Regions from separate parts of the Homo sapiens genome. Here region 2 is linked to region 1. The links are chromatin contacts, found by Hi-C or POLR2A ChIA-PET in ENCODE. All regions are on one chromosome and are shown on one strand. The core of a region is the stretch at or near the end of the contact, and the rest is flanking DNA. Distances in the headings are between cores, read along the strand shown. Region 1 overlaps RCAN3 (RCAN family member 3). Region 2 has its middle 8.5 kb from the start of LINC02793.

Region 1 (3,889 bases), core at 1,193-3,692:
AGTTCCTATAATCAAGGGAGTGCCTATGCTGCCTGGATCCTTACAAGTATCTCCCAAACTGAAACCATTATGATGTCAGAGTCACTTGGCTGGGTGCGGTGGCTCACACCTGTAATCCCAGCACTTTGGGAGGCCAAAACAGGCAGATCACCTGGGGTCAGGAGATCGAGACCAGCCTGGCCAACATGATAAAACCCCGTCTCTACTAAAAATACAAAAACAAATTAGCCGGGCGTGATAGCGGGCGCCTGTAGTCCCAGCTACTCGGGAGGCTGAGGCAGGAGAATGGCGTGAACCCGGGAGGCGGAGCTTGCAGTGAGCCGAGGTCGCACCACTGCACTCCAGCCTGGGCGACAGAGCAAGACTCCATCTCAAAAAAAAGAAAAAAAAAAACCATCTCGACTGAAAATACAAAAATTAGCTGGGCGTGGTGGCACACACCTGTAGTCCCAACTACTCGGGAGGCTAAGGCAGGAGAATCGCTTGAACCTGGGAGGCAGAAGTTGGAGTGAGCCGAGATCGTGCCACTGCACTCCAGCCTGCCGACAGAGCGAGACTCCATCTCAAATAAATAAATTAATTAATTAAACAGATTAACTCATATTATTCATAAAACAATAATTAGCATTTGCATTTTAACTCCCAAGACTTCAGTACTGAAACAACATTTTATACAAGCCTTAAAGTATCAAATCTTTAACACCAAAACAAGATAAAATACTCTAACATAGTATTTAAAGATTTAAAGAACAAGAATCACCCATTAAAATAGGAGTAGAACAAAAAGTTGCAAGGGACAAAAGAGTTCTTTTTGCTGGAAGTGATGCTTTTGTCATGGTTATTTTGTTTGCCTCTGCAGGAGAGAAATATGAACTTCACGCGGGAACAGAGTCGACACCCAGCGTGGTGGTTCATGTCTGTGAAAGTGAAACTGAAGAGGAAGAAGAGACAAAAAACCCCAAACAGAAAATTGCCCAGACGAGGCGCCCCGACCCTCCGACCGCAGCGTTGAATGAGCCCCAGACCTTTGATTGCGCGCTGTGAGGCCCTTGGTTGTGGTGCGAGGCGGCTGCCCTGGTGGGCTCTGGCCATGGCGCTCTGTGCCTGCGGCCGATGCGTTGCTGCGAACAGCATAGGTGAGACTCTGCCGAGTGAGGTATAGGTCTTCTCACCACGCCTGTACTGCAGACACGGTCGTGTAGAGTAGCAGCTGATTTGACCTGTCCCAGATTTTAAGTGATATTCCAAAAGGGACTTTACATTAAAGGAGAAGCCCCCAAGATGTGGCCACCCTTAACCATTTTTAAATAGTAACAAATTAGGAAAACAGCTCCCCTCCCCTCCAGCCATGTAAGTCCTCCTGATTCTGTATCACATGAGACACCAAAAACTGGAAATGTAGTCACACCCAGTACAGTACCATTTTTATGAATTTAAAAATAGTCTTATAATTTTAATTGTTTGTGGGTATTTTTCTACTGGTATAAATAGCTTCTAATTAATAAATCGATCAAAGGTTGTTACTCAGTATACATGAAATTTTTTGCAGGAAAAGAAACCAGAAATACAGAATAATTCATAGAAATCATGGTTCTCAAGTATTTGTTCAATTAGCTTTGGGGAAGAAATGCCAAATCCACTTTGAGGATGAGTCTTACGACACAGATCCACCCACATGTTGCTCTTATCTGGAATTTGGGACAAAGCAATGCACAGGCCCTCATTCCTGATGTGGCGCCCTCCAGACATGGCTGCCCAGGAAGGACGGCCACTTTAGAAGTGGGACGTATCACCAGTAAGCTTGAATGATTAGGATCGCAGGTGGCTACTGCATTCTGCCGTTCGTGACCGTGTTCTAGCCTGTAGACCACCCAGCTACCTTCATTCACCAGTTTTTATCCTTCACCTTTTCCAGTATCTTGTTAACCACTAGTTCTTGAGTTTTTTGGCTATGATGTGTACGTTTATGTATGTCATTCATGGACTTTCAACTAGAAAAGGTAATGATAAGGTTTTCTGAAGACCATTTGTAAATTGTCCATTTAACCATTTTTCAGCTTGCTTTGAAACAAAAGTCACACCTACTATTTTTCTATGAATTAGGGAATGAGGGGGAGATCATTCAGTTTTACTTTTCTTTTTGTTGAAATTTTGTACCCGGATTGCAGTTGGCACTTTTCCTAAAACAGAATTGTTTCCCACTTAGGTGTCAGAATGTACCTTTGAACTTCCCTAAGAAGCAGCAGGATCTTTTTAACTCTCTCTGGTCTGTTTAGACTTTGAAGTCCCTTCTGTAGAAAAGTCTCATAACTGAGAAGGCTCTGTTTTGGGCCGGGTGGGTCTGCTGGCCTCCACTCACTGTGCTGTTTCCTTTGAGTGGCACACTTGGGAAGCTCCGGGGCATGTGAAGGAGCTGCAAACATGAGAACTAATGAACCAAGGCGGCTGCCACCAGGAAGGAACAGAACGCAGGCATTCAACCATGACGTCTGCACAGTGTTAGTAACATGTCATTGTGGTTTCGTTCTCACTGTGGTAAAATTTATTTCTGAGCACTTAAACTGTGTTGCATACCCCTAATTTTTTTTTTTTCTGTATCTTCCTTGCCCTCAAATACCCTGAGGTGATAAACTGTTCCAGTTGTAGCCAACTACCACTGCTAGGCCTCAATGTAAATTCAGTTGAAATTTGCAATTCTATCAGCAATTTAATGTATTGAATTCAGATCATCATTTGTCATTTTAACCGACAACCACCCAATAAATTTACTCTGCAGTTCTGAACTCAGCATTGTGCCCATTTTTTACTGCAAGATGGACCCTGTATGCCAGGAGACATGTATTATCAACAATTGGGAATTTTTTGAATTTCCTTTTAGGTAATATTGATTCACTGTAATTTTCTAAGTGATCAAAACCCATGAGATTTTGTTATTTGGCTTGGCTTTCATTCTCTGCCTGCCCATTAAAGAATATTCTATTCCTAACACATAAAACATTTTACAGTCAAGCAGTGCAAATTACAGTGCTTTTCTATTTTTTTTTTGAGAGCCTTGAATAAATTGAAGAAAACTTTAAACCAAAATTAGAGACGAGTCATTTAAGCTTTTCTGAATGGAAAGTATTAATATTTTCATTTTTCTAGTATAATATAATAAAATGAATTTTTTTAAAAAAGCTACTAAGTACCCATCAACTTTTTCATATTGTGAAATGAACCAGGATCTTAACAGATACTATCATCGCTGTCCTTTTTTGGCTGTTTAATATCTAGTTCATGTAACAAATTTACAAGAGATAAGTCTCATGGTTTTTTTTTTCTTTTAATAGGCTTTTCTGCAATTTTTTTGAAATTGAGTTATTACTTGGATTTAACCCTGATAGGACCAGGTGTGGTGGCTCACACCATAATCCCAGCACTTTGGGAGGCCAAGGTGGGTGGATCCACCTGAGGTCAGGAGTTCAAGACCAGCCTGACCAACATGGTGAAATCCTGTCTCTACTTAAAAAATACAAAATTAGCCTGGCATGGTGGCACATGCCTGTAATCCCAGCTACTTGGGAGGCTGAGGCAGGAGAATTTCCTGAACCGGGAGACGGAGGTTGCGGTGAGCCGAGATCACGCCATCGCACTCCAGCCTCGGCAACAAGAGCGAAACTCCGTCTCAAAAAAAAAAGATTTAACCCTGATTGATAGTATAGTAGCCATGTTTTCTTTAGAAATCATAACCTCTTCATGGGAATCAAACTATGTTGAAAATTGTGAGGAAAGATAATGGTGCTTTGTGTTGGGAAAAAAACATTTGTGAAGGATTAGAAAACCGTAACACTTAACAAGGATAGTCACAGAACCGACGCTGCATTGGCTCTTAGGTTCTAGATTTTTGTAG
Region 2 (4,374 bases), core at 657-3,156, 500 kb after region 1:
TAGAGAGAGGGTTTTGCCATGTTGGCCAGGCTGATCTTGAACTCCTGGCCTCAAGTGATCCACCCGCCTCAGCCTCCCAAAGTGCTGGGATTACAGGCATGAGCCACTGCGTCTGGCTGTTTTTCTTCTCTTCCAGTCCCCATGGTCATTAGGTAAAGCCTGGCCTTGGCACTCAGGCTGGAAGTTGGCTAGAGGGGATTTGGAACTAACCCCCTTGGTGTAAGGTGAAGAGTCTGAAATTTAGGGAGGGGAGGAGGTAAGAACAGAGTCAGACTCCTCCCTCCGCCACACCTTGCTGCTTCCAGCCCTCACTGTTCCAGAGCAGAAAGTGTGGGGTTTAGATGCTCCCGGGGACCTGAGATCCATGTCAGTCCTCCCAGTGTGTGGTTCTAACACCTTCCTCAGTGTGGGCCTCTCCCTGTCCTCCCACCCCACCCAGCCCCACCCTGGCCAGTCTCAGGACCTGTGGAAACCAGGAGGACCAACCAAGTTCTCCTTCTCACTCTCTGTCTGAGTCAACCCCACCACACCATGGAGGTGACTCAGAGGAGACAAAGCCCCAAACCACACCCCATTCACGGTTTGGAGGGGAGCCTCACTCCAGGGCTGGGTTTCCCAGGGTCTGTTCTGCCCTGCCAGACACTCTCAGGCTCCCTAGGAAGAGGAGGATGGAGACTGGAGAGATGGAGGGATGGAAGGATGGAGGCTGGAGAGATGGAGACTGGAGGGATGGAGGATGAAGGGATGGAGGCTGGAGGGATGGAGGGATGGAGGCTGGAGGAATGGAGGCTGGAGAGATGGAAGGATGGAGGCTGGAGGGATGGAGACTAGAGGGATGGAGGCTGAAAAGATGGAGGGATGGGAGGGATGGACGCTGTAAGGATAGGGGCTGGAGGGTGGAGGCTGGAGGGATAGAAGGATGGCGGGATGGGAGGAATGGAGGCTGGAGGGATGAAAGGATGGAGGCTGGAAGGATAGAGGCTGGAGAGATGGAAAGATGGAGGCTGGAGCAATACAAGGATGGAGGCTGGAGGGATGGAGGCTGGAGGGATAAAGGAGGAAAACAAAGAGCGGGAGGGGTCTGGGCACTAGGCTAGGGCCTCAGCTGCTGGGCCTGTACCATGGCAGGGAATCCATGAATCCTGGAGGCATTTTTGGCTGGTTCCAAAGTCAGACAAAGTGTGAACCTCTCTCTGCTACAACCTTGGCCAGAAAGTCTGGTGCAGAGACGATGAGACACTGGGGACCCCCACTTGTTCACATTTGTTCCGTTGCTCACTTGTTCAAAAAACACGCGTGAAGCCCCTGCTTGGAGCCAGGCACTGGGCTGGGTTCAGGGTTTCCAGATGAATCAGGCCTGCTCCCCGGGGGACTCCCAGTCGTTCAGAAGAGAGACAGACATTGAAACAAATAATTAAAGACACGAATGAAAGCCTCTGAGATAAAAATACACAAGATCGGTGAACACAGAGAGAGTCACTGAGACAAGCTTAGGGTTGACCCTAAGCTTGAACCAGAGGGAAAACTCAGACCTCCACCGAGTAGGATGGGCAGTGGGAGGCTGGGGTGCAATGATCCTGAAGGATGCTGAGGGACCCACCACTGCTCCCGTGACCTCCACCTGACGTTCCTCAGGGAAGTGACACCCCCTCCAAAATATGCAACGAGAGAGGCCCTGGGGAGACGCAGGCTTGGGTTTCAGATGTGGGCGATTCTCACACGGGCTGCAGATTCTAGGCCTTGGTCTGCAGCCCGCTCACTCCACGCCGCTGAGACTCAGTTTTCTCATCTGCCAAGTGAGAGTTCTGGATTTGGAGATGATTATTACAGCTAATATTTGCTGAACATTTACTGTGTGCCAGGCATCGCGCCAGACACTTTGCATCGGTACCTCGTTCAGCCTTCACATCCGCCCAGTGAGGTAAGTGCTATTAATAGCAGAAGCCTCTTATCCAATGAGAGCAAAACCAGTGGTTGGTTAATAGAAAAAAAAATTAATGCAGGAAATCATATGATACATAAAGTAGGCATTTTATTGAACGTAACACGTGCGCGTGTACTTTTATGAGATGATCTTCTGATGCAGGGCCAAGGCTGTCTTTGAGACTGAGGCCCCCAGCTGGTGTCCTACCTTGTTTTTCTTGCATAAAACCAACCTGTGCAGCAGCGTTTATGGCTCTCATTAGGAGTCCTTTAAAGCGGAGTGGGACCTTAGAGATGCTTGTGAAGCCATCTGAGCACAGACTCCCTAGACTCCCTCTGGATTTTTAATAATCACCCCCTCCCTCCAGTTTTAGTCTACACCTAATTCAATGAAAGTTTGTGACGGATTTTAACTATTGTCTTCCCCAGTCTTTTATGGCTGTCTTGCCCACACCTCATTTGGCAGCACTTTTTTTTTTTCTTCCGTTGACAACTCGCCTATAACTGGGCCTTTGCAAAGTCCTTTCTTGGTTTTCTGTGACACGACTCTCTTTCCCATTCACATTCTGGTCTCCCTGGTTCGGCCACTACAGCCAGCAGCTGCAGGTCTGGGAAGAAGCCTCACTGAGTCAGAGGAGCCGCCTAGGTGGGAATAGCAGCGGCCGGCCTGCCTGGAACATTCAGGAAGCTGTGGCATCTACTAGCCTCTCTTTCAAAGGACAGGGAGAGTGTTTGTTAATCCAGAGTGGGTTGAAGGGAGGTCTTGTAAGGCACTTTCTATGGTTTGATTCCCATTCTACAGGTGAGGAAACTGAGGTACATGAAGTCACTTCCCCAAGGCCACCCTAGGCTCGTCTAGCTGGGATCTGAACCCAGGCCTGCCTGGCTCCACGTTCTTCATCCTCACACCCTGCTACCTCCTTGTTGCACCAGAGGGGGTCCCTGTGCAACCCAGGTCTGGCTTTCCTGCTGGAAGGACTTAAAGGATCTCTCTTGCATGTGGAATTTGAGGTGCATTTAAACATTGTCCACACTAAGCCTGGTACGGAAGATGGCCACCGATCTTGGGGCAAGGTCTTCTCCCTTGGTCCTGTGTCTCCACGCCCAGGCCTGGTATGCAGCAGGTGCTCATGAGTGTCAGGAGCTGGACAGGAACAGTCAGGATGCCTTTTGTGTTTCTGCCAGTGTCGCGAGCACCTGCTCTGGGGCATGCACCAGGCTGGGTTCCAGGATCTAACAGGAAGGAGAAGCTGGTCCCATCACTGGCCTCAGAGGTCAGTGTCTAGCAGGGTCATTCCATGTCCCCTCGTCCAAGCCTCCTCTGGTCAGACTTCCTCTGAGGGGACAGGGGGTTGTTAAATATGCAAAGGATGTGGATTTTGGAGTCAGACACATCTGAGCTCCAATTACAGCTCTGCCACTTATTGGCTGTGCGTGTAACCTCAGACCGATGGCCACCTCTCAGCCTCGGTACAAACGACAATGCCTCATTCTAGGCCCTTGGTGGGCAGACCCCCAGCAGGGCTAGGAGTCCCTTGAGCCCCAGGGAGGAGGAAGCCCGTAGGCAGGAGGGGTTCGGCTGTGGACAGGGGACCTGGCAGTCAGCTCCCAGAAGCTTCCGACCGTTGGTGGCTGTGGAGAGCGAAGCGGTATGCAGGGGAAATGAAAAGAGGCCAGACGTCGTCCAGGCCGCAGCACGCAAGGGCACCTCACTCCGCTCCTTCGTTCCCTCCCAGGCTCAGAAAGGGGAAGGCAGCCCAGACCAGGAAGTGGCCAGCTTCTGATGGCCACCGCATGGGGACCGCACCAGCCCCAGCAGGAAGTGGCTGGCCCCTTCCCACCCCCTGCCGAGCCAGGCCCTCCTGCACTCACACTTGGGAACCAGCCAGCCTGAAAGTCCCTGTTCTCAGGTTCTGGGACCAGCACTGCATTCTTAGAAGCCTGGGTCCGGCCGGGGCCCCTGATGTTGTGGCTGGGGGTCCACAGACCTGGGTTCTCAGCCCCGCTTTGCCACTTCCTCGCCCTGAAGCCTCAGCCAAGTTGCTTCCCCGTCTGGACCTGTTCCTCGTCTGTTAAATGGGGTGATCACCCACCACCCGCCGCCTCAGAGGGACAGTGAAAATGGGGAGTCCTGAAAGGCCAGAGCTGGAAAGTCCCCGAAGAGTCCTTACAGAGGAGGCAGGTGGGAAAGGAGGGAGATTGTCCCCGGTCCCACAGCCAGTGGGTAGCAGGGCCGTGAGGTTCTGGAAAGAGCACTGCATTGGGAGGTAGCACTTGGCCCAAGCCTCACTCAGCTCCTTCCTAGCTATGGGACCTTGGCCAAGTCAACCAAGGCCCCTGGGCCTTTTCCTACAAGACAGCAAACCTCGTCTCCCAGGGCTCCTGGGGCGCGCAGATGCTCCGTACTGTGTTGTGAACAGGAAGGGCTTCTTGCTGGAGGTAGACTGGAAC

The links. Hi-C counts contacts between places; a loop is a spot of excess contacts on that map. ChIA-PET counts read pairs that join two places held with the same protein, here RNA polymerase II (POLR2A). Pooled maps may share reads with other maps.
Region 2: a loop to region 1 is called in a pooled map, with 5 times the contacts of the local background. The contact joins two enhancer-like sites. A Hi-C loop is called at or near these places in 1 of 37 single-sample maps with no recorded cell type and 7 of 50 pooled maps. POLR2A ChIA-PET finds 5 or more read pairs at or near these places in 1 of 52 experiments (activated naive CD4-positive, alpha-beta T cell).

Annotation. Positions count from the first base shown.
Region 1 is chr1:24,534,234-24,538,122 of GRCh38, forward strand. It overlaps RCAN3 (RCAN family member 3), which reads left to right. Exons shown (of 5, transcript NM_013441.4): 5 at 860-3,889. The coding sequence ends at 1,044. Among named protein-coding and RNA genes, the nearest start is that of NCMAP-DT, 20 kb to the right of the region's middle. RefSeq lists enhancers at 1-447, 1,064-1,123, 1,098-1,749, 1,750-2,399, 2,226-2,315. Within about 2 kb of position 2,443, at least 14 of the 41 ENCODE cell types and tissues checked have a DNase peak (open chromatin) inside an H3K27ac peak, as active enhancers do.
Region 2 is chr1:25,030,450-25,034,823 of GRCh38, forward strand. No RefSeq gene overlaps it. Among named protein-coding and RNA genes, the nearest start is that of LINC02793, 8.5 kb to the right of the region's middle. RefSeq lists a silencer at 667-716 and enhancers at 1,473-1,682, 2,223-2,272, 3,273-3,332, 4,013-4,072. Within about 2 kb of position 1,907, at least 10 of the 41 ENCODE cell types and tissues checked have a DNase peak (open chromatin) inside an H3K27ac peak, as active enhancers do.